4 separate regions of the Homo sapiens genome follow, and regions 1, 3 and 4 are each linked to region 2. Evidence: chromatin contacts called from ENCODE Hi-C or POLR2A ChIA-PET data. All regions are on one chromosome and are shown on one strand. The core of a region is the stretch at or near the end of the contact, and the rest is flanking DNA. Distances in the headings are between cores, read along the strand shown. Region 1 overlaps PRKCH (protein kinase C eta). Region 2 overlaps SYT16 (synaptotagmin 16). Region 3 overlaps PRKCH (protein kinase C eta). Region 4 overlaps PRKCH (protein kinase C eta).

Region 1 (7,441 bases), core at 4,383-6,882, 310 kb before region 2:
ACTTAGTAGACATTAAGTAATTTCTGTGGTAAAAAAAAAAAAAAATGAGCTGATGGCAACAAGTTCAATTCTAAGTCTACAAATGTGCAGGTTCTCTAAGCAAACAGGATGTTTTTTTCCAACATTCCCTTGGAGCCTGGGTTCCAAAAGAAATCCTTTGCACTCTGACCAATGGGTCCTTTTCCCTGCACATCTTCCTTGGGAATTATGGCCTTAAATACTACAGAAACCAAAAAAAAAAAAAAAAGAAAGAAAGATTAAAGCTAGAATATGTAAACACATTTTAATGACTTTTTCCTGGTTAACAAAGTAATACATGATTCCTGTAGGAAATTTAGAAAATCCAAAACAGAAAATAAAAATCACCCATAAACATATCACCTGGAAATAGACTTTTATGTTTTTCCTCATCTCCTTTTTTCCTCCTGTCTTTCCTCCTTTTTCCTCCTGTCTTTCCTCCTTTTCTTTATCCCTCTCTGTCACAATTGTAACAAATTAAGAGAATATTGAAAATATAATTTTGTATCCTGTTCTTTCACTTAGAATTGTATGAGCCTATAAGTAAGTCATGAAACCCAGAAGCTGTGAAGGAAAGATTGATAACTGGACTATATCAAAACAAAACTTCAACCAGGCGATAATATTTACAACCCATAGAACCAATATAAAAAATTATTACTATCCCATAATATGAGCTTCTTAAAAAAATCAAAAAGATAAACAACTCAAGTTTTTAAATGGTTAAACCATGTGAATAGGCAAGAAAAAATTCAAATGGCCATTAAACATATATTCTTCTTAAAGCTTAATCTCATTAATAGTCAAGAAATGAAGTTGAAACAATGAGCTCATTTTTCACTGGCGGTTTGGCAAGAATTAGAAGGATGATTCCATCTAGCCTGAACAAGGAAGCCAAAACATTGACACTTTCATGTGCTACTGGTGGGAATATAAATTGATGCAACCCTTTTGGAAAACAGTTTCTCTACATCTGTTTAAATTTAAAATATTTATGCCCTTTGATATGGCATTTCTACTTCTAAAAAAATGTATCCTAAATAAACACTCCCACAAGTGTGCAAATCATGTTCATTACTCCATTGTTTGAAGTTGCAAAAAATTTAAAACAACCCAAATGTTTATGTAGAGGAACTGGTTAAATTGTGGTAGATTTTTACAGTGGAATTGTATGCAACCATTATAGAGAATGAGCCAGAGGCATAGGAGATATAAATATGTCCAAGACAATTGTTGAGAAAAGTATTTTACTGTATAATATTGTGTTAGTGTAGCATTGAGAAGAAAAGTTTGAAAGACTGAACCCATCATCATTTTCTCTATACCTTTTTCAGGAATGATCAATTTTATATAATGAAAATATTACTTTTATAATCAAAAAAACATTTTCAGATAACATTTAAAAATTCTATTATAAACATTTCCTTACATTTTTAGTCCTTCATAAAAATTTGGCAGCTTTCATAAGATTCTGTCATAGAAATACCATTATTTATTTAGCCATTCCACGGTTGATACATAATTTAGCTTTTTTTCAAATTATATATGATGCAGCAACCAATATCTTTGTAAAATAAGATTCTTAATTTTACACTCACAAGAGTATCATATCACATAGCAGAGATTGAGAATTTAACCTGAAAATAATCCATTGGGTGATTCTGAATGTACAAGATTGATGTTTTTCTAATCTTTTTATTTTATTTTATTAATTTTTTTTTTTTAAGATAGAGTTTCACTCTGTTGCCCAGGCTGGAGTGCAATGGTGTGATCATGGCTCACTGCAGCCTTGACCTCCCAGGCTCAAGTGATCTTCCCGCTTCGGCCTCCCAAAGGGCTGGGATTCAGGCGTAAGCCACTGTGCCCGGCCTTAATCTTTTTAAAGCTTACCTGGACTATAGGTGGCCCATATGGAGGCAAAAGATTTGGGCCCCACTCTCTAGGCACACAGCTCTGCTACCCTACTCTAAGTATAATTTGTCACTAGTTTTTGTAGTCTCAGTGTAAAAAAGAGCAGAGATCTTGGCCTCAGGAGATCCTCTTCCCAAGGCTCAGTCCCAGGCTCTCTCCTTATTTCATTCCTTCTCCTGAGGTGAACTCATCCACACCCAGGTAATGACTCTCAAATTTATAGCTCCGAACCAGCCTTCCCTTTGACATCTAGCCATGTGTATTCAGCTGCTTAAATATCTCCACCTGTATGTCTAAAAAAAGTAGCTCAATCTGTCCAAAATAAATTCTGTGATCCAGAACCTGCTGATGCCTCCTTCCCTTTATCCTTTACATCCTTCCATTGCTAAATCCCATTGCTTTCCCCCAGTAGTTCTTGACACATCTAGTTCTCTTTACCTTACCACCCTCCCTATACCAGGCCACCATCATTTATCTCCTGGATACTCTAGTAGCTTCCCAAATGATCTCCTCATGTTCATTCTCAACTCCTCTGATATGGAGTCCTGTAAAATCGAAAATCTAATGCCATCCCTCTCCTGAGTCAGAGTTTTCCATGGTTTATTGGGCTAAAGACTGAAATCCTCACTGGCCCCTGCCTCATCTGGTCCCTGCTCTCTCCTGTCTCCATGCTCTCTTCTCTCGCCACCCAGGACTCCAACCACACTAGTCTTCATTTCTTGACTGAACCCCCTCACCTCTGTTCCTTCCTTCTGAAATTCTCCTTACCCTCACTTTCCCTTCTTTCTGTCTCTTCACTTGGTTAATAATCTTCACAGCTCAGTTCAAATGTCACTTTCCTGGGAAATCTTCCCCCAGTGCTAGGTCAGGCCATCCCTTGATCTATTCCCATGTTTTCTCCTCATTGCACTCATCACAGTTGATAATTGTAAATTTAGTTGTGTGGTGATCTGTCTGCTTCTCCCACCAGACATTAACCCCCTTGTGGGTAGAGATGGTGCCCCCTTTGCTTACTATTGTATCCCAACATCCTGGCATATGGCCAGGCTCATGGACAATACTAAAGAATGGTTGGGTGGGTGAAGGGATGGATATCTCGTGTCAGGTGATGCATGAATGGCACTACTGTCTAACTCACGATGAAACCAAATGTTATGCTTTTGCTAATTCAGTGACTTTTCAAAAGTCTTTTGCCCATTTAATACAATCCATCTTGCTTTGAAAAAACTTTAAGTATAAACCCAGGCACTCAAAACACAAGCCAGTCCTAAGTAGTTTTATTCTAAAATTAAGACCATAACCCACATTCACTCACTTGGCAGATGCCCCCTTTTCACACTTACCTACATGCTAGTTCCTCCTCCTCAGTGGAAGGCAGCAAATGATCTGCACATTTGACCACTTGAGAGATTTGCTGTGCACTCCCCTATGCCTGTATCCTCAAGGACTCTGTAAAATCCATTGAACTCTATGCACAAGCTAAGAAAAAAACCTTGCTTTGCAGTATTTCGATTATGCATTTCATAGTAATATGCATAAAACATCCCTCTATCATAGTGCCATCTTAGAATATTTATTGATTCCCTCAGGTGGTTCTTGTTTCAATTAAAGTCCTTTTGGGAAACAATCTATCCGGGGGATTGGCCGGTGACACTGCTACATAGAAGGGATTGGGCCTGGTGTAGTAAGTCACAAGCCCAGGCCTTGGAGGTGAGCAGAAGTAAATCTGAATCCTGATTTTACCCCTGTCTAGCTATATAATCTTGGGGTAGAGCCTACTTCATAGAGTTATTTTGAGGATAAAATAAGAATATAGATAAAGCACTTAGCATTTGATGAACATTCAGTATATGTTAACCACTGAAGACACTGTTATTCTTGTTATTCACAAAAGCTTTTTTCCAGGTTTTCTAGACAGACCCACAGACTCACCACCCCCAAATGAGCAACAGACAAATGGCAGTATGCTGACAATCATAAATTGACTGTGTATTTTATGATAATGGGTATCAAAGTTGTACTCTATTAAAGAATTATTATCTTTGAGATTCAGATATTAAAATGTGTATAGATGAAATAGCTCATATCCTGGATTTGTTTCAAAATAATCTGATAAAAGATGGATCAGGGAGGGAGGGAGTCGATGTAGCGAGGGAGCATGTTTGGACGTGCATTGGCAGGTGCCGAGGCTGTGTGATCAGTATGGGAGTTGTGTCATTCTCCCTACTTTTGTCTGTTTTGAAATTTCCCATAATAAAAGTTGAAAAATATGTTAAAAATAGTTCATATAAATAGCCTCCTAGATTCATTCTTGTTCAAGGAGCCAGCTCTCAACTCGCTTTCCTTTATTTCTTTTGGAAGAGTAACTGACTCTAGTGATCTAAGCAGTAAGACTCATGTCAATCTGTTTTATTACTCTCAGGATAGCTTATGGTGGAAACAAAATAAATCCAATTTCTGAATCTCCTTTGTCTTCAATCACTTGGGAATTCTCTCTGAAACTACTGTGGGCATTTTAAGTAACCCTGATTACCCAGCAAGAACAATGTAGCTTTCAGACAAGCACAGAGGATAGAATAACTCTTTCTACCCTTCTATGCTTGCATGACAAAAGCTGTAGCTATTAAATACCGGTGCTCAATGAGCTAATGAATGGCAAGCCGGTAACTGTGGTTTTGGCATTTTAGTATTTGAGCCTCTGCCCTGTATGAACTTGTAATCTTCATTGTGTAGCCTTGTTAAGTTCAGCTGCTGAGTTACATGTTGGCATAGGAAGCTGAGGTACTCCTAAGCCAAAAACTGACCTCTGCATATTTCAAACTAAAGTCAGGAGGCTTAGGGTGACTTCTTTTGCTTTAAAAAAAATAAAGGCATGATTTCCCTTTAGAGTGGAAGCTGACCATGACTGTAAATGGCTCTATAATCTTTGGCTTTGTTTGAGTCACCCTCTCCATGTTCTGCTCTTCCGTTTGGATGCAAGCCAACATGAGGATAAGTGTTCTGCTTGGTCCTCGTTGTTTAATAATTGACCCTTCAAAACCACTTTCTTTCTCCAGCTTCATCAAAGAGAAGAATTTAAATTTTGATTTCAGGTTTCTTCTTTTCCCTCTTGAGTCTATCTTTAAGGGGTAAAACATGTGGCTTTTTATAAGTTTAAGTACTTTGGAGCAAAGTTTATGGAGTGTCCTTCCATCCCCTAAAAATAAGATAGGCTCTGAGTTGGCCAGGGCAGTCCCATTGGGGTCCATCTGAAATGCTTCTGTTTATCCCTTTGGTCAGCACCTCCTGCCAGGACCATGCTGGAGCTGCTAAGAAGGAAGACAGGTGCACAGACAGAGCCTTCTGGAATACAGTGCGGGGTATGCTATCATAGAAGTATAAACTGGGCACCCTAGGAGCAGAGTTGATATTGCTATGACTGTCTGGGGACATCAGGACAGACTTCATAGAGCAGGTATGAGATACTTGGGCTGAGGGCAGCACTGGTAGCCTGGAATTACATTATGCTCTTAATTGAACCCTCTTGGGATCCCAGTTTGAGCGATCTGTCTTATTAAATAGCACTTGGTATGAGAACAGCCATGGCGTTTCCTTTACAGCTCATACAGTTCTGAGAATGCCTAAAATTAGATTGAAATCAGGATTAAGGTGTCTAACCTGCCTTTGTGGCCTCGGGCATCCTGTGACCAGGATGAGTCACATCCCTGTCTTGCCCACTTGCGTCTTCTGAGAGCTGCGTCCCAAGACTTCCCCATGCAGAGCTGATTGTAATAGTTGACTGACAAAACTGATGGCCCAGCACTTTCTCTCCCTGCGCGATTCCTGCTGCCCATGACAGCAGCTGAGTAATAAGCAGTCAGACCTCTTACCTGGGACATTAGTCACAAGCTCTTAAGCAACTGCGGGTCAACGCTTGAGACCGTTTTGGATTTCTGTTAGCACTTGTTTCTGTTGCCCAAGAAGATCCTTTCCAAGACTTCAGCAGGCATACTGGCTTCGGGAAAATTCAGAAACTCAGTGACCTTGTTTGGAAATGTGAGTGATAGTGTTCTGGGCTCAGGTCCACACAGGCCTGGCTTGTCAGGCTAGGACACAGTGTCGATAAAGCTGGGCTCATGGGCTTTGTCCCCCCGGCCGTGCTCTCTCCTGGGGCTGCAGACTAGTGTGTCTAACCTCAGCCAGGCGCCTCTCTACTGTGTGCCCGCAGTCCCAGAGGAGCCAGGCACCCAGGCCTTATAGTGCCTCCCAAGTCAGAAAACACTTGTGGAAGAACTGAGAGTGGTGGCCTCCTTCACTGGGCAGGACCACGATCATCCTCACCCCTGCTCCCGTCCTGCGCTGCTACGATTGCAACCTTTTGTAGGTTAAACTGGCTGTGCTCATATTGTATTTATGTGGTGGGGCCAGGGGAGGAAGCAGCTTCCACAAATCAGCCCACTGAAAACAGTCACTTATATGGGACATGGGATTCTGCGTGGAGAAGGGCTGATTTGGAGCCAGGACTGGGTTTGGGTTAGAGACACAGAAAGCTTGCTTCGCTGAAGTGGGTGCACAGGTACTCAGCATGCCTTTGCCTTATGCCCCTGACACCCGGGGAGGCTGCTACTAAGAGCAGAGAAGTCTGTTCTATGTTCCATTGATCTGTGCCATGAAAGCTTTGCTGCTTTAACCACACTTATTGGGGATTCCTGGAATACCAGACTTGGTTTCCATTCCTGGGCATTTTCTAGTGGCCATTTTCTGTAAGACCTGTATGGCCAGGCTGTATCAACTCACAGGACAGCGTGTGGAAACCAGTCATGCCAGTTCTGTCATCACCTACCTCCTCCAAGCCAGCAACGTGATCCAGGCTGGACAGAGACCAACCTTTTGCCTTGGGCCATGCAGGCCAACAGACCTTGATTCTCACACTGAGGCAAGAAAATAGAACCTCGAGTGCCCTGACACAACCCACAGTGAATATGGCACTCCAGAAAGAGCAGTCAGCTGCAGCCACTGAGGAGACGCCACAGCGAGGGGGGCTCCAGGCGGCCCAAGGCCATGGCAGCCTCCCACAATGGCAGTTAACCACAAAGCTCCAGGCCACCTAGCATCCCCCCCGTGACCTGCAGCCTCCTTGTCACTGATCAGCCTATGTGGGTTGCCTCTGAGCATATTGTTCCTTTAAAAACCAAAGTGTAAATGTCTCACCCAAAAGGCCAAGCTGTTGCTCTGTCCAGTCTAGACTGTGCCTGTGAGGCTAGCAATGCCACCCTCCCTCTGTAACAGTGCCCTGGGGTATGGGTGGCAACAGGACAACCAGGTGCTTGTGCTGGGAAGCGGGTTTTTTTAAGAGAGCACTGCCTTTTATTTACAGACAGCTTTATCAGTACATGGCCATGTTCCTGCCGACCTTGAGGACTCTTTACCAAACAATCCTGCTGCTGAATATTCACTTCCTTCCACATGAATTTGCTCTTAGGGATTGGAGGAGGGGTGGAAATGCTTTCAACCAGTCTCCATAATCTAGGCT
Region 2 (7,256 bases), core at 2,382-4,881:
TTTTCAATAAATAGTACACTGTAAATGTTGTCTCATGAAAGGTGAATTTTTTTTTTTTTTTTTTTTTTTTTGAGACAGAGTCTCACATTGTCGCCCGGGGAAAGAGTGCAGTGGCGCGGTCTCGGCTCACTGCAACCTCCTCCTTCTGGGTTCAAGTGATTCTCCTGCTTCAGCCTCCCAAGTAACTGGGATTACAGGCGCCTGCCACCATGCCCAGCTAATTTTTTGTATTCTTAGTAGAGATGGGGTTTCATTATGTTGGCCAGGCTGGTCTCAAACTCCCGACCTCTTGATCTGCCCATCTTGGCCTCCCAAAGTGCTGGGATTACAGGCGTGAGCCACTGCGCCCGGCCAGGTGACTTTTTTTTTTTATGATTGATTTTATCAATCACCTTTTTATGGCCATTTAGGGATTTTTAAAAGATCAAAAAATACTGCCAGAATATTCCTGAAATTATCTTTTTACACTGTTTTCTTCTTCTGGGTGCAGAACTGCTGAGTCAAAGGATATACTCATTTAATATTTTGATGTTGCCAAATTTCCCTACAGAAGGATTGTACCAATTTATACTTTGATCAGCAGCACATTGATAACAAAATCAAACAAAACTTTTCTACAGAAATACATTTTAAACTATAGATAATGGAACAAAAATTTTCCTACCTGGCTCACAGAAACTTTTCCTGTCTTTCTCAATTTACATGTCCCAGGTGAGTAAGACCCACTCTCGTTGGCCTAGAACGGTGGTTTACAAAATATGGTTACTGGACTAGTAACGTTGCCATCACCGGGAACTTGTTAGAAATTTAATTAATCAGAACTTGTATCAGATCCACTGATTGAGAAACCTGGTGGAGCGTAGCAATCAGTGTTTTGATTAGCCCCCCAGGTGATTCTGGTACTTGCTAAAGTTTGAAAACCACTGGTCTAGGGGCAGCTTATCTTTGTATAACCCAGAGGTCAGCTCAAGTCTTTACTCCTGTATCCTTCATACACATCATAGAAATTGAATTCCTGGGGGTTGATTTCTCATGGTACCTTCCACCTCTTTGTGCCTGCACCTGCGTGTGTTTATTGCTCTACTTTACTGCCGGTGGCTGCTCTTGTGTCTGCATTGCAATGGCCCAGATCGGCAAAGGAAAAGGAATCCATTTGCCTTAATTCACACAAACATCAGCAGTCCATTCACTTGAAAGGCATTTGAATATGTAGAAAACCAATTGATGGTTTGGAGGGATAGGAGAAGTTTATATCTTGGTAACATAAACAGTCTAAAATTGAATATTAAATGTGCACCTTCTGAAATCCTGTAGCCATTCTCCTACATTCCTTCCCCAGTCCCTCATTTTCCTTTCTACTCCACCTCCCATTGATTTGCTTTTTTCTCTAGAGTGATTTACTAATTCTATTTGTTTCCTTGTCTTCTGTTGTAATAACCAGGATTTTTATTGCAGACATTACAACCTACTCAACTACCTTAAGAGAAAAGAGTCTCAACTATAGAGTTACATGGCAGCTTACAGAATTGATGAGAGGGCCGGGGAAACAAGCTTGTTAGCCATTCAGTCATAGGTAACCTTTACATCCATTTATTTATGTCTGTCTTAATTTCTTTCATTGAATTTCTAAACTTCTATGAATTTTTTTGTGTGGCCTTAAATTAATACCCAGTTAGGTTTTTATTTTCTGTCATGATTTCATGCAAATTTTCTGATTGCTCTGCAGATTTTCCAATCTCTCCTACCTCCCCTGCAGACAGTACGCTAACCCCTACTGATAGGAGGAGCAAGGGAAGTGATTTGAATATAAGGCCAATTCCCCTTGACTGAGGCAGTTGAACCTGCATTTGATGAGTTTGACATTGAGCTTATCTTTCTTCCTGTTTGAAGACAGGACTTTGAGATTGAGGGGGTTTCAAATGATACCTCTATTCAGTGGTAAGTCTGTGCTGGTGAGCAGGGCCAGGCCTCCTCATAGGTGTTGATCCTAACAGATTTCCATGATTCTCCACTGAGTGGCAGAGGCTGATTTTTTTTTTTTTTTTTTTTTGAGACAGGGTCTTGCTCTGTTGACCAGGCTGGAGTGCAGTGGTGCGATCTTGGTTCACTGCAACCTCTGTCTCCTGGGCTCAAGTGATCCTCCCACCTCAGCCTCCCTAAGTAGCTGGGACTACAGGTGTGGGCCACCTTGCCCAGCTAATTTTTTGTATATTCAGTAGAGACAGGGTTTTGCTATGTTGGCCAGGCTGGTCTCGAACTCCTGGCTTCAAGTGATCCTCCCACCTCAGCCTCCCGAGTAGCTGTGATTACAGGCGTGAGCTGCCGTGCAGCTGAGGCTGATCTTGGAGCTGGGGAATCGGCATCTGAAAGCTGCTAAGGCCTCACAAAGGCTCTTGGAGGGTTTGCCTCTAGAAGATGGGTACATTAATAATATGAGAATCCACCGCTCAGTGGAAAAGTCCTCTAGATACAGGCTTTCCAATTATTCTGTATTGCCTGTCTCCTGGGTTCTCTTTCTCTGTGCATTCCAGAACAGCCACGCCTTGGATGCTATGCTTCTGGCGTGCAGAGTCACCCTGCCACCTTGTGGCCATGTTTGGGAACTGTACTTCCTCAGATGTCGGCTTCCTTCCTATGTCTTTCTCAGTATCCAGCAAAGCTGAAATTGGTCACCCTGGATTGCTTCTGCCTTTAGCTTTTTGAACTAATAGGATTTGAAGAGATACTTCATAGCATACACCAAAAGAAGACTTTCTAATAGCTTTAAACAGAAATATATATGCAAGAAATTTCGTTGCCCCTGTAATGACATCTTGACATATTAGATAATGTGTGTTCAAAGCAAGAATAGGTCAATGTTATGTCTCAAAGCTGTTTCAGGGCTGCTCTGAGAGATACTGTACTTTTCCTGGGGATTGGAGTGAGCATTATGTAGTAGACATTAATTTTAGAGCACAGTTCTCTTTTAGGTCACATTCCTTTATTTTTCTATATTGAATTAACTACCTGACTGGTGGGAAAATTAAATCTCAATCATTACTGATACCCTTTCCCACTCCATAGGATAATATAAGAATCCCAGGCTGGTACAGTGCCATAAATTTGGGATGGGGCCCAGTCCACTCCCCACAGTTGGCTCCGTCATGACCACTGCACATTCCGACATGCTGCTGCTGAAGACATGATCCCCAGCAACTAGGCTGTCAGAGGACCCTCCCAGCTGTTCACCCACTGACGACCACCCTGAGAGAGAATGCACCATGTCCATCTACTGTTGGCTTTCTGGAAGAGCTCCCCCAGCTCCCACCTACCCAGGCACAGGTGGGAACGAGGTCTGTGTTTCTGACAGAACACAATCTCTTAAATTCATTCCTTTCCTGTTCTGGAGAATATTCCTGTCCTTTCCCTTTTGGCATAGGCTTTCTTTCACAAAGCCCTGTCTGGATGGGAACTTTTGTAAGTACCTTGAAACTTCAATTTATTACCCTGAAATTCACAAAATTATTAAAAATGGAGTGTGACTCTTGCTAAGGACTCAAAAACTCCAAACATAAAGTTGTCTATGTTATTGGAAGGGAGAAGGGAAAAATACTGATAGTAGCAATAGCAGCAGGAAGAAAGTACAAATTAATATCTCGATGAATCATCATGCCCCATTGTGTTTGATGTAGGCAACAGGCCTAAGGCTTCTGCAGCTAAATCTTCTCTTTACTTGGGCCATCCCTAGCAAGTGAAAGGGTGTTTATTGAGGGTGTTTCCCCACCGGCCCCCCACCCCCCCGCCATGGTCTAAGCACTGTGCTGGGTTCTTGCAAAATGAAGATGACCTCGCAGCCACAATTACAGAATGGTAATCAAGTACTAAGTGCTAGGAGAGGAATACAGCTGGAGTTCTGTGGGAGTGCTAAAGGAAGTTGCTGTAGTCTAAATGTGCCCTCCAAAATTCATGTGTTGGAAACGTAATCCCCAAGGTAACATTATTGAGATGTGTGGCCAAAGGGAGGTGTTTAGGTGATAGGGCTCTGCTCTCATGAATGGATTAATGCCACTATAAAAACAACTCTTGGGAGTGGATTCATGCTCTGCTGTTCTTCTGCCATGTGAGGACACATCAAGAAGGCCCTCACCAGATGCTGGTACCTTGATCTTGGAGACTTTTCAGCCTCCAGAACTGTGAGAAATAAATTTCCATTCTTCGTAAACTACCCAGTCTGTAGTATTTTGTTATAGCAGCACAAAATGGACTAACACAGAAGTGATGATAATTGCAGGAGGAGTTATATATAAGTCAGGAGGTAACCTATATGAGATGATATTTTAGCTGTGCCGTGAGAAAGCATCTGCTTGGTGGGAAAAGAGTGAGGTGCAGTACATTCAGGCAGTGAGAACTGCACCAGTACAAGTGTGGGAATGCTCTGTGGCTGAGAGTGATGCACGTTTTGGAATTATCTGAGGAAATGAGTAAATGTGAACTGGGTTGGAGCCCAATCACATTTGACCTCATTTGAAAAGCCAACAAAATCGTAATTTATTTTTTAGGCCAGCAAATCACAGTCCATTTTCTGTTGCATTATATTCCCATGCGCTTACTTAGGGAAATGTGCCAGTTCCTCAGGGCTAACTGTATTTCTATGTCTTTTTCTTGTGATGAAGAATGTCATTAATCTGGGAACATTGTGGAGGGGAAAGGGGGAGGGAGGAGGGAAAGAGGAGGGGAGGGGAGCAGAAGAGGAAGAAGGGAAAGGGAGAGGAGAAGGAGAGATGAGTTAGTGATTATTGGATTAGGTCAAGCAAGAGGTATTCAGGGGCTGAACTCAGACAATTCATGGGGAATGTGTGGATATAAGACATTTTGGAGACAGAATCCAGGGCTTGTATGTCATAGATTACATGTAGGGAATAAGGGAGAAAATAAAAGATTATAGAATTTTTCAAGTTTAGACAACTGGTGGGATGAAAATCACATTGAGACAGAAGATAAGAGAAGAAGCAGATTTGGAGGCCAAGATAATGAATCATTTGGGGGCACATTTAAGAGCCTGTGGGACTTCTGGATAGGGAGGCAAGGTGCGCTATTGGAAATACGAGTCTAGAGCTTGGGAGAGAAGTTGGTGGTTTTAGTTTTGGGAGACATCAGTGAAGAGAGTTTAGGGAAACCCCAAGAATGGTTGAGATCACCCAGGGAGAGTGAGTAGAGTAAGGAGAAACGTTAAGGTGAAAACTGTGGGGATATACATGTTGATGAGTAGGAGGTTAATGAAAGTATCACCAATGAGACCAGGAAAGAATAGCCAGAGTTGGGAGCAAAACCCAGGAAGAGGGTGGCCGTAGCAGGCAAAGAAAGACAATTTTATTTCTCTTTTCTTTTCTTTCTTTCCTATTTCCTTTTTCTTTATTATTCATTTATTTTTATTAGGAAGACAATTTTAATGTCATAAAGCAAAAGTGTAGGGAGTGAGCAAATCTTTAAAACAGCAGTGACAAGGTGGCTGGTGGCTTCCATGTTAGTGTTAGCTAAGCAGCATAAAGGGAGCTGAGATAGCTGCATCCTGGTAATTAGGTATTAAGGGAGATGAAGAGGTAGAGCTCATAAATATAGGCTATTCCATCAATAAATTTGTGGGAGAAAATAAGGAGATGAGAAGGCAGCTTAGTATTCCAATAAAATATCTTATTTTAGAAGAGAAGACTTGAGTATATTTATAGGCTCAGAGGGAAAAGCCAATGGAAGGGGAGAGATGGAGGTGTGAAAAGGAAGAAATAATCAACGGAACAGTCACCCAAGTGAGGGGAAGGCAATGGGATTAAGTTAAACCTGTGGTTCTTTGTCATTTGGAACCAGTTTTGGGGACTAGTAACCAATTTGGCTTGCTTGAGGACCTACTGAAGTGGGGTAGAAATCCCCTAAGATTTCCCTGGGCCAAAAGATAGCCAGAATAGGAGGTAACCCAAGGTCTCTTAGGGTTATCTGGAAATAGTTTGACCTTCCAGCACCATTGAAATGCTTTTGTAGAGAGCCATATTATTCAAGTTCAAAAAAGAAAAATCACAGAGCATTCATTCTTAGCAGACATTGTATGGGGATACATTTATAGCTATGTTCCAGGGTTTTGTTTCATGTCACAGAAAATGCTTGGCAGCTCTCCAGCTAACTGAATCTGGTTACAGGAAAAAGAAATGATTTTATCCTGTGTCACTGCTTTCATATTCATTAGCATGTAATTAGAAGCAATGGAGGAATTCCTAGATTAGCAGTTTTCATTTAAAAGGTTTTTAAAAAATAATAGCTAAGTCTGTTTAATTTGAAATTCTTTAATTTTAATTATTTTATTTTAGATTCAGGGGGTATATGTGCCTGTTACATGGGTATTACATGTGTAATGGTGGGGGTTGGGCTTCTAGTGTACCCATCAACCAAATATTGGACATTGTACTCAGCAAGTAATTTTCAGTCCTTCCCTCTGTGGAGTCCCCAGACTTCATATGATAGCTTTGTTTTTCTCCATCTTTATGTTCATGTGTGCCATTTGGTTAGCTCCCACTTATAAGTGAGAACATGCAATGTTTGATTTTTTTTGCTTTTGTGTTAGTTCCTTAAGATAATGGCCTCCAGTTCCATCCATGTTGCTGCAAAGGACATGATTTCATTCTTTTTTATGGCTTCATAGTATTCCATGGGGTATCTATGCCATATTTTCTTTACCCATTCAACTGTTGGTGGACATTTAGGTTGGTTCCATGACTATGCTATTGTAAATAGTGCTGCAATAAACATATGAGTGCAGGTGTCTTCTGTTTTTATTTTTTTAATCTGTCGCAGGCTTTAAAAATTAAATTTTAATTTGTGTGGGTACCTAGTAGGTTTATATATTTGTGGGGTACATGAGAGGTTTCAGTACAGCCATGCAATGTGTAATAATCACATCATGTAAAATGAGGGATCTCTACCATCAAACATTAATCCTTTGTGTTATAAACAATCTAACTATACTCTTTTAGTTATTTAAAAATGTACAATTATTATTAACTGTAGTTACCCTGTTGTGCTAGCAAATACTAGGACTTATGAATACTTTCTACTTTTTTGTACCCATTAACCATCCCCACCTTATCCTCCTGCCACTCTTCTAGCCTCTGATAGCCAGCCACCCTTCTACTATCTATGTCCATGAGTTCGATTGCTTTGAATTTTAGGTCCCACAAATAAATGAGAGCATGCAATGTTTGTCTTTCTGTGCCTGGTTTATTTCACATAGC
Region 3 (7,279 bases), core at 3,892-6,391, 340 kb before region 2:
GGCTAATTTTTGTATTTTTAGTAGAGACGGGGTTTCACCATGTTGGCCAGGCTAGTCTCAAATTCCTGACCTCAAGTGATCCCCTACCTGGGCTTCACAAAGTGCTGGGATTACAGGCATGAGCCACCGCACCTGGGCAGAAATGCTATTTTAGAAGTGATCTCATGTGATACTATGTTTTTCAACATGATGTCAGAAATTGGTAACCTGCTGTTTTATCAGTTAAGTTCTGTCAAGCCCCAGCCTCACGCCGTGACCACTCCTTGTCTGTGAAACCCAGTTCTACAGAAGTCACAAAGCCATTGTCTTAGTCTGCTCAGTACTGCTTAGTCTGCTGCCATAATAAATACCACAGACTGGATTCCTTGAACAGAAATGTATTTCTCACAGCTCTGGAGACTGGGAATTCCAAGATCTGGGTGCTGGCCAATTTGGTTCCTCATGAGGGCTCTCTTCCTGGCTTTAAGGTGGCTGCCATCTTGCTGTGTTCTCATGCGGTGAGGGGATGGAGAGAGCACAGGCTTTCTGGTGTCTCTTGTTATAAGGTCACAAATTCCATCATGAGACCTCACCTTTGTGGCCTCACCTAGCCCCAATTATCTCCCAAAGGCCCTACCTCCAAATGCTATCACATTAGAGCTTAGGGCTTCAATATATGAATTCTGGCAGGACACAAAACATTCAGTCCATTACAGCCATTCATTCATACACGTGTTTGGGGTTTTCAGTTACATTAAGCAACATGTTTTGCAGCTACTTGGTTTGATAGTGCCAAATCTACCCGGAAATGATTTCAGCCCTAAGGAAAACAGCTCCTGCTACAGTGGAACACACAGTAGACAGGCACGAGAGAATAACCAAGGATTAGACCGAGGCGTTGTCATGCGTTTGGCTCATTAAGCCATGCATGTTAGGCTTGGAGCTCTATTTTGAGGTGTGTTGAGACCAAATCCTTCTCCTAGATCCCAGTACTTAAGCCTGGCAGGAAAAAAAGCTGAGTACACTGTGGTTTTAGAGTGTACCTTTTGATAAATAGTTTGCAGCATGTCCCTGAAAGGGGAATTTTTTCCTTTGTCTTGCAAATGTCAAATTGTACTTTTCTGTAAACTTTGTAAGTAGAAATGTGAAGTGGTACAAGTGCTCTGTTGCTTTTTGGTGAAAATGCTCACACATGATGAATTTCTCAGTTCAGTTGCAAAGAGAAGTTAGTGAAACCTAACAGGCAAACTACCCCACACCCTGGAGAACAGTGTCCTGGGGGTGTCTGGTTTGCTAGGTGTGTGGCTGGTGCAGCAATGGGAAGGTGGCGCTTTGACTGCCTGGCCCCTCACATCTTGCTCCTCCCTTTTCACTGCTCCTCTGGCCTCCAGAGTAGCCATGTAAGCCTGTGCTTTCACGTACAGAATTGCTGCTCTACCCTGTTCTTGGCATTTGCGTCAAAATTTACTGTGTTCCGCTGACAAAATTCTAGAATCTCAAAGCTGGAATGGAGTTCAAAGTTATATACCCTTCTTCTTTCAAAGCATGAATATCCAACATCTGCCGAGCAGTCATTTTTTTCCGTACTTAAACACCTATAAGCAAAGAGGAACTTATACTTCCTCCACTTTCAGGGATGTACGGCTTTTGGAAATTTCGCCTTTCTGTTGACTCAAACATTGTTTCCCAGTAGCTTCAGTTCACTGGTTCTGGACCACCTATAAGGGGTAGACTTAAAAAAAAAAATACAGCTCTCTTACAAGAAAGCTGTGGAGATATGTGAAGGCAGTCTGGGTCTCCCAATCTAGTTTACCTGTTAACAAAGGAAATACTATTAGCCTGATAGTCGCTCGTTCTGGCTGTTTCTTCAGGATTACTGATTTCTCAGTAATCCATAAACCATCCATGTTATTAGGCATTCTAGATACTTGGATCAATATCCGGTTGACTTGTCACGTTCTTCTCTTACGAAATCAGAACTATCTGAACTAGCAGTTGGCTAACTGAACTGAGTTATGTTATTATAGCTCATGTTACTTCTTTTGGGTAAGACTTGGTCTTTTTTTTTGAGACACGGTCTCCCTCTGTTGCCCAGGCTGGAGTGCAGCGGTGCAGCTCACTGCAGCCTAGAGCTCCTGGGCTCAAACCATCCTCCCACCTCAGCCTCCCAAGTATCTGGGACTACAAGTGTGTACCAGCACACCCAGCTAATTTTTGTAATATTTTTAGAGATGGGGTCTCGCTATGTTGCCCAGGCTGGTCTCAAACTCCTGGGCTCAAGCAACCCTCCCACTGTGGCCTCCTAAAGTGCTGGAATTACAGCTTGAACCACCATGCCCATCCTTGGTCTTTAACTGGATATTGTTGATGCTGACTATAGAGTAGCAAGCACGGTGGAAAGTTAATTGGTGTGGTGATCTCAAAAAAGGATATTTAAATTTTCCTGTTGTAAGGATCTCAGGAATTTAATTCCTGCATCCATTTGAGAGTATAGCTTCAGCCTGTATGTGCACATGAAAATAGAGAAGGTAGTCATAAATCCCAGAACTGAGGATCTCTGTGCACAGCCCACTCTGCAAAGGTGGATATTTTCCTCTCAAATCAATCTGTGACTTGCTCAAGGGTGAATTACCAAAGATGAAACATGGGCTGAGCACGGGGGTGGGATGGGGGAGACAAGAAAATCACCTTTGGGTATGTCAAAATAGAGGTACCTATGGAACTCCTTCAAATGGTCCATCTCAAAGTTGGAAATACCAGGATAATGTTTAAGACTGGCCACAGACTCAGGTTGATTGCATGGAACAGCATGAAAATGAGACAGTATTGGCTTACAGTTAAGAACGAGGCTTTGAAGTCAAACTTAGATTTAAAACTTACCCCCACAATGTACTGTAATTCTGTGATATTGTACCAACTCTTTAATTCTCTAAGCCTCCGTTTCTTAATCTACATGAGGATAACAGTACTATCCATTCCATGGAGTTACAGTGAAAATTAATTCATGTGGCTTGCTTATTCCAGTGTCTGACATCAGCAAATCCTCCATATACATTATCAGTTGTTAAGAAGAAAAGTGATCCAGGGAAGGAAATTAAACAATGAATTTACTTGAAAGACAGATTCCATAAGGAAATTGTTGAATAAATTATGGTTATACCCGTACTGTGGAATATTATGCAACAATTAAAAGAAAGAATACATTAGATCTACATATATTGACCTGGATGGTTTGTCCCTGATAGACAAATAAATGAAAAAAAGAGAGATGTGTGCTCATTTTAATCCCATTAAAAAAAAAAGCAGTAGCGAAAGCTACACCAAGAGTCTCGTACGTTTCCTCATTTGTCATGGCTACATAAGGGCTTGCATCTTGAGCTCTTTTTTGTTCATTTCATTTGTTATCCCTCAATTTCTGGCACAGGGCATGGCAATATTTCTTTTTTCTTGTCTTCATTTCTGTTTTATTTCTAGCAACTGAGCCAACATTTGTCTGCAGGAATTCATGGTGGGGAGTAAGTGATGAGAAGATGGGTGGAAACACAGTATCATTTATTGACTAAAGAGCAGTGTCACTTTAATTTAATTTTAAAATGTAAATTAATGCATATACATAAAAAGGACACTTTTAGCTGTTCTAAAATGATTACAGTGAATGCTAAATCCTCTTCATACCCTTGTCCCCAGTCTCTCAATTCCTCTTCCTCAAGACATGTCCTTATATGTCCTTCCAGAAATGGTCTATGCATATGCAAGCTCTGCATTTGAATGTCTCCTGTTGAAAAACAAATGGTGGTATATTATCTACCTGAAGAACAGAGATTTTTTCCTAAGTCTTTAGAGAGATGAAATCTAAATCCTTAAAGAAAGGTAGTAGGTAGGCAATCTTTTCTTTTCTTTTCTTTTCTTTTCTTTTTTTTTTTTTTTTTCCGAGATGGAGTCTCACTCTCACTCAGGCAGGAGTGCAATGGCATGGTCTTCACTCACTGCAACCTCCACCTCCCAGGTTCAAGTGATTCTCCTACCTCAGCCTCTTGAGTAGCTGGGACTATAGCACATGCCACCACACCCGGCTAATTTTTGTATTTTTAGTAGAGACGGGTGTCACTATGTTGGCCAGGCTGGTCGCAAACTCCTGACCTCGTGATCCGCACACCCCAGCCTTCCAAAGTGCTGGGATTACAGACATGAGCCACCATGCCCATTCAATCTTTTCTTTTATCAGAAGGGTCTATGGGTGACAGTTCAAGTCCTGGAAATAATTCTGCTATCTCTTGTTGGAGAAAGTGCTGGTTTTTTCAGATCAGGCAACAGGCTTATAAACGTTTATTGCAGTTACAAGCTACAAAGAAAGATTTCTTTCCAGCACTACTGCTCCAGGTAGAGCAGTTGCACCAGTCATTATTTATAACTGGATTAAAGAGTAGCAGCACATACTTCTACCGTGGTTATAGAGTGCCTTCTGTTGTACAGAGTGGACTGCTTATTCACCAGGGAGTTCTCAAACACCTTTCTCTATGGGCGCTGTCCCAAATAATGTCAAGAGAGAAAAAATTAAAAATGAGCTCCTGCCCTCTAAGAACAGATGGGAGCAGCCCCAAATCTTGCAAATGAAGCAAGAGGGGGTATTCAGTCTTTAATCCAAGCAGCTAGAAGCTTGCCTTTCCCAAGTTCACCGAGTGAGGATTTTAACACTCCTTTGACAAAGAAATGGGGCCGAGCAGCAGAGGAAGGCAGGTGACACTGAGTCATGGAATTCACCCTTTCGAGCCCTTCCTGGGGGATGTGTGGCTCTTGGGTTGGTTCTTGAAGGAAAGGAATGAATGTAAGAGAGGAAGGGAAGCAGGCTTTTTTTTTTTTTTTTTTTTTGACTCCTACACAGAAGGTGGAATTGAGAAAAATATACTGTGGCGGTGAAATCAACTTACAAAACTGAGGAGGAAAATTTTGACAAAAGCAAACCCAAAATCTGATTACTGTGGGGCTGTCCATTTTATTGCTGCACCAAGGAGCAGGGTAGATACTATTTTGGCCTAAAGAACACTGAAATTTTGTTTTCTCATTTGCAAATAGACAGGTTCAAACCCGTCAGAGGCCGTAACTGAGTTTCCCTGTGACTGATTTGTATGTGTGTTAGTGGTTTTTTTTTTTTTTTTCCTGTAAGAATCTGGTTGAGTAATTCAGAAGGTTAAAAAACAACCAAACAGAAATAAGTGAGAAAAGTTAACTGAGGTCTGCCACATATGCCGGGAAGGTGCCCACAGACTGGCAGAATCTGTGCAGTCTTTGTCTGTTTCTGCCTATGCAAATACTAAGCCACGCTCAACAGAGCTTGAGCGTTGTATCTGTTCAACTGCCATTTAAGAAATAGGACTCTGTTCTCAACAGCTTATTCCTTGGGGTTTCAGAATGTAAAATATGAAGTGTGTATAATCACAGGCCAGGTTCCCAGCATTTCTCGGCATTTCAGCTTTGGCAGGAGGAATGGGAAAAACTGAAGTTTTTATGTCCAGGAAGGCTGAGTGTAATCTTTGTTCTGTGGCACTGGGAAAGGAAGTGAATCTGTTACAAAGCGCTTTACCTCTGAAGCATGTCTCAGGGGCAGCTGTGCTTTGTGCCATGTATTCTGTTTTCATAAAAAGAAAGAGGTAGAGTCGAGGGCTTACCATGCAGAGTATTTTCACAGTATCTCACTTGATATATCATCCAGGGAAAGTGACCTGTGTTATACTTTGTGTTTTAAGATATAACTCTAGAATCAAAAACTTACCAGAGAAGCTCAAGATACTTTACTTTGCAAGAATTAATTCTCAAGATAAAAACTCATCAGAGTTCAAGATAAGAAGGGTTCAATTAACAACACATTTTAAATGGAAGAATTATTTAAAAAATTGTTTTAACTTTGAATGAGCTTAGATTAACTTACCTGTTGCAGAGGTAGGTCAGACCCCATGTCATCATTTGCCCAGAAAAGTCCCAGTTTGCTCCCATAATCCCCCTTCATGACCCATTTTACTCTCAGAGGCCCATTTTGTTTATTGGGTTTTTTTTTCTTGAGAGAGTCTCGCTCTGTTGCCCAGACTGGAGTGCAGTGGTGCGATCTCGGCTCACTGCAACCTCCACCTCCTGGGTTCAAGCCATTTTCCTGCTTCAGCCTCCTGAGTAGCTGGGATTACAGGTGCTCACCACCACCCCCGGCTAATTTTTGTTATTTTTAGTAGAGATGGGGTCTCACTATATTGGCCAGGCAGGTCTTGAACTCCTGAATTTAAGTCATCTACTCACCTCGGCCTCCCAAAGTGCTGGGATTACAGGCATGAGCCACCGCACCCAGCCGTCTGAGGCCCATTTTGGGCGGTACACTGCATGGTCATCATACAAAGAGGTGTCTGCATTTCTACTTTTTTTTCTTTAAGATGGTAGAACCAAACAAAAAAGGGTGTTTTTACAAATTGAGAGGGGTCCCTCTGTAGGAGGGGAATTTCTCCAGCATTTTCCTTTGATGGAGTATTCTCCTCTCGTTCAGAAATAGGAAATTTAGTAACTAAAGCATTAAGAACAGATTTATTTTTTAACATCAGTCACTACCTTAGTTTCAGAGACACACTGGGGGAAATTGCCTTTCCCTTACGCCTCTTGTTTTATGTCCTTTATATGAGATGTTAATATATTTACATGAGGTATAAATTTGTCTGTAACTTTATAGGTTTGTATTCATTTATTAATCCATCCATCCATTCATTTACTCATTCAACAAATGTTAATTGAGACCTATTTTTTGCCTGGAGATATAATAGTGACCACAATAGGCCTGCTCCCTGCCCACAGGAAGCAGGCATTCTAGTGTAAGCACACAAACAAGTAAAAGTAATTACCAATTGTGAAAGTTACATGGAAGGAAATAAGTGAGCTTTTATTTGTGGTTTTATTTCATAGAGCTGAAGGAAGTGAAGAGACAGATACCTCTCTCCCCACTTCTTTCATTGCTGAATGTCTGAAGTATTTCTTACTCCATTGGACTACTATGACAGAACACTATCGATTGGGTGGCTTGTAAACAACAGAAAATTATTTCTCAGTGCTCTAAAGGCTGGAAAGTGCAAGGTCAAGGTACCAGCAGATTTGGTGTCGGGTGAGGGCCTGTTTCTTGGTTCACGGATAGCTGCCTTCTCACTGAGACTTCACATGGTGGAAGCCGTGAGAGAGCTCTCTAGGATTTGTCTTTTCTTTTCTTTTCTTTTCTTTTTTTTTTTTTTTTTTTTTTTTTTTTTGAGGTGGAGTCTTGCTCTATCGCCCACTG
Region 4 (7,111 bases), core at 1,891-4,390, 400 kb before region 2:
TCCTCCCATCCTGATGTGGCAAGAGGCTTTTCTCATGGTTCTGGATGGAACTTTGGCCCTGTTGCAGATGCTCACATGCAACGTTCTGTTCTAATCACTGTTCTGCTGGCAGAGGAGGCTGGAGTGATGAGTGAGCATGGGCTCAGCTTGCGTGGATGCTATGAGCCGTAGGTCCTACTCAAGAGAGTCAGTCTAGTAACAAATTATTTTCCTCTCCTTCTTTTGCCATCCCATTTAGTTTGCAGGATGGTTGGTGTTTGTGTGGGCTGAGATTCCTCAGAGGGAACCAAAGCCCTGAGAAACATGTGTAGCAGCTGTTGATTTGGGTCTCCACAGTGAGATCCGGGTCTAATACAGTGAGTCCAACCACTTTATCTGAGTTTGGAAATAACTATGAGTACATAGTTAAGCTGTTTTCAAAAAACACAGAGGATTCTGTACTGCTAGTGCCATTGAGGGGGCTTTTGCTGCCATTTATTTTCAACTTATTTTTTTGAGGTGGAGTCTCACTCTGTCGCCCAGGTTGGAGTATAATGGCGTGATCTCAGCTCACAGCAACCTCTGCCTCCCAGGTTCAAGCAATCCTCCTGCCTCAGCCTCCTGAGTAGCTGGGATTACAGGTGCCCGCCACCAGGCCTGGCTAATTTTTGTATTTTTAATAGAGATGGGGTTTCACCATGTTGGCCAGACGGTCTTGAACTCCTGACCTCAGGTCATCTGCCCGCCTCAGCCTTCCAAAGTGCTGGGATTACAGGCATGAGCCGCCACACCCGGCCTTGCTGCCATTTTTAAATACCAAAACCTTTTGTTGCAGTCTTTGTCACAGGTGCTGGCACAAAATTCCTGGTACCTTCTCCCTGCTCTAATTCACCAAGTTCTCCTTCCTCTTTTCCAAAGACTACTAACATGGAAGTCTTCCTTAATTAGTTACAGGACTATATCTGCAACTCCTGTGATTTATTCGCTCAGTGCCCGTGTCACTGTCACCCACTGGTGGGGTGTGCTTGTTGTAAATACCCATTTAAATGTTTACATTTTCAAGTATATAAAACCAGGATTGTAAAATACCGTTGTATTTCCAGTTGTAAATAGCCGTTTAGTTAAGTTAGGCATTTGTTTATCACGCGTCCTAATCTCTGTTTGTGTCGTTACTGTCTCAGAGATCATCATCATCTGTGTTTACATTTTTATGCATCATTCTTTATGCAAGTAGTTCTTATTCAGTGTTTTTGATGATGTTAAGCAAAATTCTGTTGCTACCTTACCTCATTACCTTCCCGGGATATATTTTGCAGATATAAACCAATAATATTTTCTGGTTCTTTCTTGACTAGTAGCTTTTGGTTAACTCTAAGGTTTTTCTGTTTGTTTTTCTCACAGTTGTTTTCTCCCACGTGTACAAATGATAAAACAAATTATCTCAGGAAGAAGAAAAAAGACATTTGATAGTATATCCAGTAGTTCAACAATAGTCAACGGAGTCTGGTGTCCTCACTTCTGTCATTGGCTGCTTGACCTCACTTAACCTTCCTGTTAGTTTCTGTTTCCTCACTAGAAAATTTATTACTTTCTAGGGATACCAGGAGACCTGGTGTTAATAAAGGGCACAGTGCAGGGTGTGTGGAAGATTTTAGTGTCAGTTCTAGCACAAGCTAGCTAAATGTGTCTCGGGGTACATTAACTTCTCTAGGCCCCAATTTCCTAGGTATTCATTCTTCTTCTAGACAATAGACAGTTGAATTAAAAAATCCTTTCTATCGACCAGGTGCAATGGCTCACACCTGTAATCCCAGCAGTTTGGGAGGCCGAGGCAGGAGGATCACTTGAGCCCGTGAGTTTGAGACCAGCCTAGCAACACAGCAAGACCCTGTCTCTTAAAAAAAAAAATCCTTTCTATTCCTAGAACTCTAGGGTAGTGTGAAGTAAGGGTTTTCACAGTTACACTAGGTAAGTTACTACCTGTCGGGTACTTCTCTAATTATGCTGTGCTTATTAACTTATCAAGTCCTCAAATGGCCCTATGAGGAACATATCCTTTATGTTCTATAGATGAGGAAACTGAAGCATTGGATGTTAAACAACTTGCCCAGGGCCACCGAGCTTATAAGGGAAGAAGCCGTCTGCACACCCCAGGCTCCAGATTCCACAGCCTCAACCACCAAACTCTCTTGTCTGTCGTCATATAGAAGGCTGTTCTGTTTTCTCAGTGTAGCCCCCTTAAAGATAAGCCACAGTAAACCACAGTGCTTTTGATATTAGGCAAATTAAACTTGAGTTCAATCGTATGTTACACTGAATCAAAGTTATATTCGCTGTGCATTTTACGCCAGTAATTCTGGAAACTAAAAAGTGCCATGCCAGAAATTTTCTCTGATTTAATTTGCTTACAATCATTTTAAAAATGAGGAGCTGTGATCCACGCTTTTGCCCCAGGTTGGAATATTTTAGAAGTACTTTCAAATATATATTTCTGCTGCTGGGATATAAAACCATAAATTCGAGCAGATAGAACAAAAGACCAAAGAGGATGATGTATTTACTGTTTTTGAGTTAAAGTTACAACAGTTTACAGAATCACAGCAACCGAGAATAGGAGTTCTCAGAGACATACTCCTCATCCACAGAAGCCTCACATGACCAACACAAGTTTCAGTCCAGTGCAACTTTTTGCAAATGAAAACTTACCCTGGGGTTGTTTGGTGACTCCTAGTCACATGTGCTTTCTAAAGTTCTCAAAACAAGCATGGGGTGACAGTCCAGTTTTATGAAATATAATTTTAGTTCAGAAGAGATGGGATTTTAGAATAGTTAATCTTCATTATATTTGACATAATTACTCTGCACCCTGTGGATGGGGTGGCTTTTCAAAACCCACTTCTGGTGAGGCAGACCAGGGCTCCAGGCCAGCACCCCTCTGGAGATTGGAATGTGAATTTCCGTGCTGGGACACAGAGCCAGCTTCCTATTTATTTAGAGCCATTGGGCACCTAAGGAGCCAAACAGAAGTTGTGATGCAAGTTTTGGCTGCAGAGCATGTTAGGGTTGCCTGACGTGTCTAACTAAAACATGATCTGAGAGATTTCTCAAAGCCCTGGTTGATTTAAGCACCATAGTATTCAATAGGGTTTTTTTTTAGTCCTTTTAACTCAGTCCTAAGTAAACAGGAGGCGGTGCAAACAATGAGGAAGTTCCCTCTGCATTCCGATGGTGAAGTGGGGTTGGAGTCTGTAGGCAAGTGAAGAGCGTGTGGGAGAGCTGTTTCCTTTTGCTCATGGCAGCAGTCTAGAACATGGTGACAGTGAAAGTCATTGGAAGCCATGGGGGCCCATTTTCTTTATGTGACCAAATGTCTTGCAAAGTCCCAGGTGTGTGTGTAGGTGCATGAGTGTGTATGTTTGTTTTCTAAACGAAGCACACGTGCAAAATAATGTAAAAGGGCAGAGTGAAGTTTGTCCATGTCCCTGTATGAAAGTGCATGGGAAGTGCCTGGGGCAGAAGTGAAAGAGACACGGCCCCAGGTCGTGAGAGAAGACATTGAGGTGCACTCCCGGCCTGCTGTGGGAACAGTGGGTTAGCATGTCACCGGTGCACTCCCAGGCTGCTGTGGCAACAGTGGGTTAGCATGTCACCCGGCTTTAGGATTTGGGGGAGTTTGCTCAGGCTCTGAGGCAGGTAGGTTAAGGCTAATTTAACTCTTAATGGTTGGAAGGAAAGAGGGAAGGGCCGTTTAGGAAGGTGAAAAGGCAGGAGTGAAGGTGGCAAGAAATGATTGGCATGCAGTTTTTTCCTAAATCCTCCTCTGGTTATAAGGAATCAACTGGAAAATTGCAGTGGCAATAGCTGTTAAGAAAAAAAATAGGATTCAGTTGATGAAATATTAAACATGCAAGTGGGCTGGTCTTTTAACCAATCTTTGTAGTATTAAGGGATTAAAAAGTTAATTCTTGGTAATTAGATCCCCAGGGAGAACTTAATTTGCATCTATACATGATAAGTGTTTACTATTAATAATTCAAGACAAGTTTTGCTTTGGCCGGTATTGAGCTGGGTCTCAGGCTGGTGATAACAGAGGCTGGATAGAGAGTGATACCATTAGCCTAATTTTGTCATCTGCAAGCAAAGGAATGTTAAAATCTGTTCACTTCGTGGTTTCTAAATGACTTCTAGAAGTATCATGAGTGGAAGAGGGCAGTGTAGTGTAGTAACTTTTGTTCTTCCGCAGTCCTTAGAACCTGTCAGGATTATTGGTTATGACACTGTTCCCACAGGGTGGACAACAGGGGCATTTTTATCTTCTTGAGACATATGGGAAACTTAAGAAGGAAAGTAACTAGGCTGTTTGCCAAAGATTACACCTACCTCCAAACAAAAACTGAGGCAGGTATAATTTTAACTGTGCTGGAATCTCTGAAGATGTTGGTGTCTTGGCCAAATTCATTTGGACTCTTTCTGCATTTCACTCTTTGAGATCTATTGTGTAGACTCTAATTTCTTTGACAGGTATTGTCACATTGGTCTCCACAAAAATTATTATTGAAAGCCAGGCATGGTGGCTCACGCCTGTAATCCCAGCACTTTGGGAGGCTGAGGCGGGTGGATCACAAGGTCAAGAGATCAAGACCATCCTGGCCAACATGGTGAAACCCTGTCTCTACTAAAAATACGAAAATTAGCTGGGCTTGGTGGTGTGCACCTGTAGTCCCAGCTGCTTGGGAGGCTGAGGCAGGAGAATAGCTTGAACCTGGGAGGTGGAGGTTGCAATGAGCTGAGAACACGCCACTGCACTCCAGCCTGGTGACAGAGTTAAACTCTATCCAAAAATAAAAATAAAAAATAAAAAATTATTATTGAAATAACTACATTTTTTTTCTTTTTTTTTTGGAGAGAAAGTCTTGCTCTGTTGCCCAGCTGAAGTGCAGAGGTGCAATCATGGCTCATTATAGCCTCAACCTCCTGGGCTCAAGTGATCCTCCCTAGTAGCTGAGACCACAGGTGCACACTTGGCTTTTTTTAAAATTTTTTTTGGTAGAGAAGGAGTTTCATTATGTTGCCAGACTGGTCTCCAATTCCTAGGCTCAAGTGATCTCCCACCTCAGCCTCCCAAATTTCTAGAATTAAAGATGTGAGCCACTGCACTTGCCCTAAATAACTACATTTTTTTGAATGCTGCGATGTGCCTAGCTTTGTGCTAAGCTCTTTGAATGTGTTACCTGATTCAGTCCTTGGGAAAACCCTAGGAAGAAGGGGCCACCTGATTTCTAGATGGGAACCCTGAGGCTTAGCAAGAAAAAGAGAGCCGGTGTGGTAGGGTCAGGACTGGAGCCCGGTTTATACTCCTACTGACAGGATGGGGATGCCTGTTTCACCTCACCCTTGTTAAAAAGGACACTTTAGCAATCCTTTTAAGTATTTGCCAGCTTAAGAGGTAAAAATGTGATTTAGCTTCTGGTTCTTATGCGTCCGTCTTGGGTAGCATTGGACATCTTGGCATGGTTATTGGCTGTTTGCACTTACAGTTTTAGGAATTGCCTCTTCACATCCTCTGCCCCATTTTTACTGGATTGTTCATACTTTTAAAAATTGATTTCTGTGTATTATAAATAGTAACCCTTTGTCATGTGTTACAAGTCCTCTTCTCCCTCAGTTTCTTTCTTTCAATTTTCTGCTTTGTATTTTTTTTTTTTTTTTTGCCAAATAGAACTTTAAATTTCTTAAATTGCAAATCTGTGAACTTTGGATGCCTTTAGAGTTTATTATCCCTTTAAAAAAATTTTTTTAAGAGATGGGGCCTCAGTATATTGTCCAGGTGGTCTTGAACTCCTGGACTCAAGCAGTCCTCCTGCCTCAGCCTCCCAAAGTGTTGGTATTACAGACATGAGCTACTGTACCCGGCCAAGTTTTATTATCCTTATCTTATCCTAGGAGTATAATATTTTTCTGTGTTTTCTTATTGTTCTATAATTTCCTTTGTAACAGGTATCTGAGATTATCTTTGAAATCTTCTGTCTCTTCCAGGGTTTAAAATTTTTTAGCAAATTATTATTTCATGGTTTCTTAAATTTCCTTTGTTTCAATGATTAAAGCATTATTGAGGAAATAAGCTATATTTTATTAATCACAAGTCTCTGCATACACTAGAAAAATTCTAGTATAATTATTTGGAAGACATAATGATGTAGTTTTCAGAGTCCTCAGATTAGAAGCCACTGTTTTAAAAGCGTGAGGTTAGAAAAGGAATTTTGCACCTATTCCAGGTTAATTTCTACCTATTCCAGGTTAACAGAGGTGATCCTGTACCAATGGGTTTTGGACAGAGCTCTCATAGTCTGTGCTGTGGGCGATTCCCTCATTTAGTTTGCGAGGATACCAGAATTAAAGGAAAATAATGAGAAATGCTTATAGCTCATAGATAGACGCGAGGTCACAGACAGCCAGACTGGAGCTAGGAGACCATGCTGATGTCACATACTGCCCTATCAGAACCCTGGGAAACCCTTGGTCTGTGCTACAAGAGATTGGCCCATGATAGCCAGTTATAACCAGGCAGTGGGCATCTCAGGGGTTTGCATAGGTCTAACCTTAAAAAGCCACATGACTGGGTGCGGTGACACACACTTGTAATCCCAGCACTTTGGGAGGCCAAGACACAAGGATCACCTGAACCTGGGAGTTGGAGACCAGCTCTGGCATCACAGTGAGACCTCCATCTCTATTAAAAAAAAATTATTTTTAATTAGCTGGGTATGGTGGTGCATGCCTGTAGTCCCAGCACCTTGGGTTGCTGAGGTAGGAGCATCACTTGGGCCTGAGAGTTCAAGGCTGCAGTAAGCCATGATTGAGCCACTGCACTTCAGCTTGGGTGACAGAGTGAGGTCCTGTCTCAAAGTAAAGAGTCCTGTTAGGAAGCCATAATGATTTTAGGGGGGATGGTTTAGATCTTGAAGAAAGAAAAAATAATTTGAGGAGTGAGCACTTGAACTATCAAACTTTCTCATCTATTAGGTGCGTTAGGTTCCTTACATCTTATTCTTTTTTTCCTTCCTTTTAATATATAGCTACTCTCCAGAGAGACCGGATCTTCAAACATTTTACCAGGAAGCGCCAAAGGGCT

The links. Hi-C counts contacts between places; a loop is a spot of excess contacts on that map. ChIA-PET counts read pairs that join two places held with the same protein, here RNA polymerase II (POLR2A). Pooled maps may share reads with other maps.
Region 1: a loop to region 2 is called in a pooled map, with 4 times the contacts of the local background. The contact joins two enhancer-like sites. A Hi-C loop is called at or near these places in 3 of 168 maps with a recorded cell type or tissue (HepG2 and naive thymus-derived CD4-positive, alpha-beta T cell), 1 of 37 single-sample maps with no recorded cell type and 6 of 50 pooled maps. POLR2A ChIA-PET finds 5 or more read pairs at or near these places in 3 of 52 experiments (H1, activated CD4-positive, alpha-beta T cell and activated T-cell).
Region 3: a loop to region 2 is called in a pooled map, with 6 times the contacts of the local background. The contact joins two enhancer-like sites. A Hi-C loop is called at or near these places in 1 of 37 single-sample maps with no recorded cell type and 7 of 50 pooled maps. POLR2A ChIA-PET finds 5 or more read pairs at or near these places in 4 of 52 experiments (T-cell, activated B cell, activated CD4-positive, alpha-beta T cell and 1 more).
Region 4: a loop to region 2 is called in a pooled map, with 2.2 times the contacts of the local background. The contact joins two enhancer-like sites. A Hi-C loop is called at or near these places in 1 of 168 maps with a recorded cell type or tissue (pancreas) and 1 of 50 pooled maps. POLR2A ChIA-PET finds 5 or more read pairs at or near these places in 4 of 52 experiments (AG04450, OCI-LY7, activated CD4-positive, alpha-beta T cell and 1 more).

Annotation. Positions count from the first base shown.
Region 1 is chr14:61,519,844-61,527,284 of GRCh38, forward strand. All of the region lies in intron 10 of PRKCH (protein kinase C eta), which reads left to right. Among named protein-coding and RNA genes, the nearest start is that of PRKCH-AS2, 22 kb to the right of the region's middle. RefSeq lists an enhancer at 5,525-5,674. Within about 2 kb of position 5,633, at least 33 of the 41 ENCODE cell types and tissues checked have a DNase peak (open chromatin) inside an H3K27ac peak, as active enhancers do.
Region 2 is chr14:61,835,205-61,842,460 of GRCh38, forward strand. The region is part of intron 1 of SYT16 (synaptotagmin 16); the gene reads left to right. Among named protein-coding and RNA genes, the nearest start is that of SYT16, 26 kb to the left of the region's middle. Within about 2 kb of position 3,632, at least 2 of the 41 ENCODE cell types and tissues checked have a DNase peak (open chromatin) inside an H3K27ac peak, as active enhancers do.
Region 3 is chr14:61,498,175-61,505,453 of GRCh38, forward strand. All of the region lies in intron 10 of PRKCH (protein kinase C eta), which reads left to right. Among named protein-coding and RNA genes, the nearest start is that of PRKCH-AS2, 44 kb to the right of the region's middle. Within about 2 kb of position 5,142, at least 9 of the 41 ENCODE cell types and tissues checked have a DNase peak (open chromatin) inside an H3K27ac peak, as active enhancers do.
Region 4 is chr14:61,436,056-61,443,166 of GRCh38, forward strand. It overlaps PRKCH (protein kinase C eta), which reads left to right. Exons shown (of 14, transcript NM_006255.5): 3 at 7,056-7,111. Among named protein-coding and RNA genes, the nearest start is that of PRKCH-AS2, 110 kb to the right of the region's middle. RefSeq lists an enhancer at 3,218-3,587. Within about 2 kb of position 3,141, at least 21 of the 41 ENCODE cell types and tissues checked have a DNase peak (open chromatin) inside an H3K27ac peak, as active enhancers do.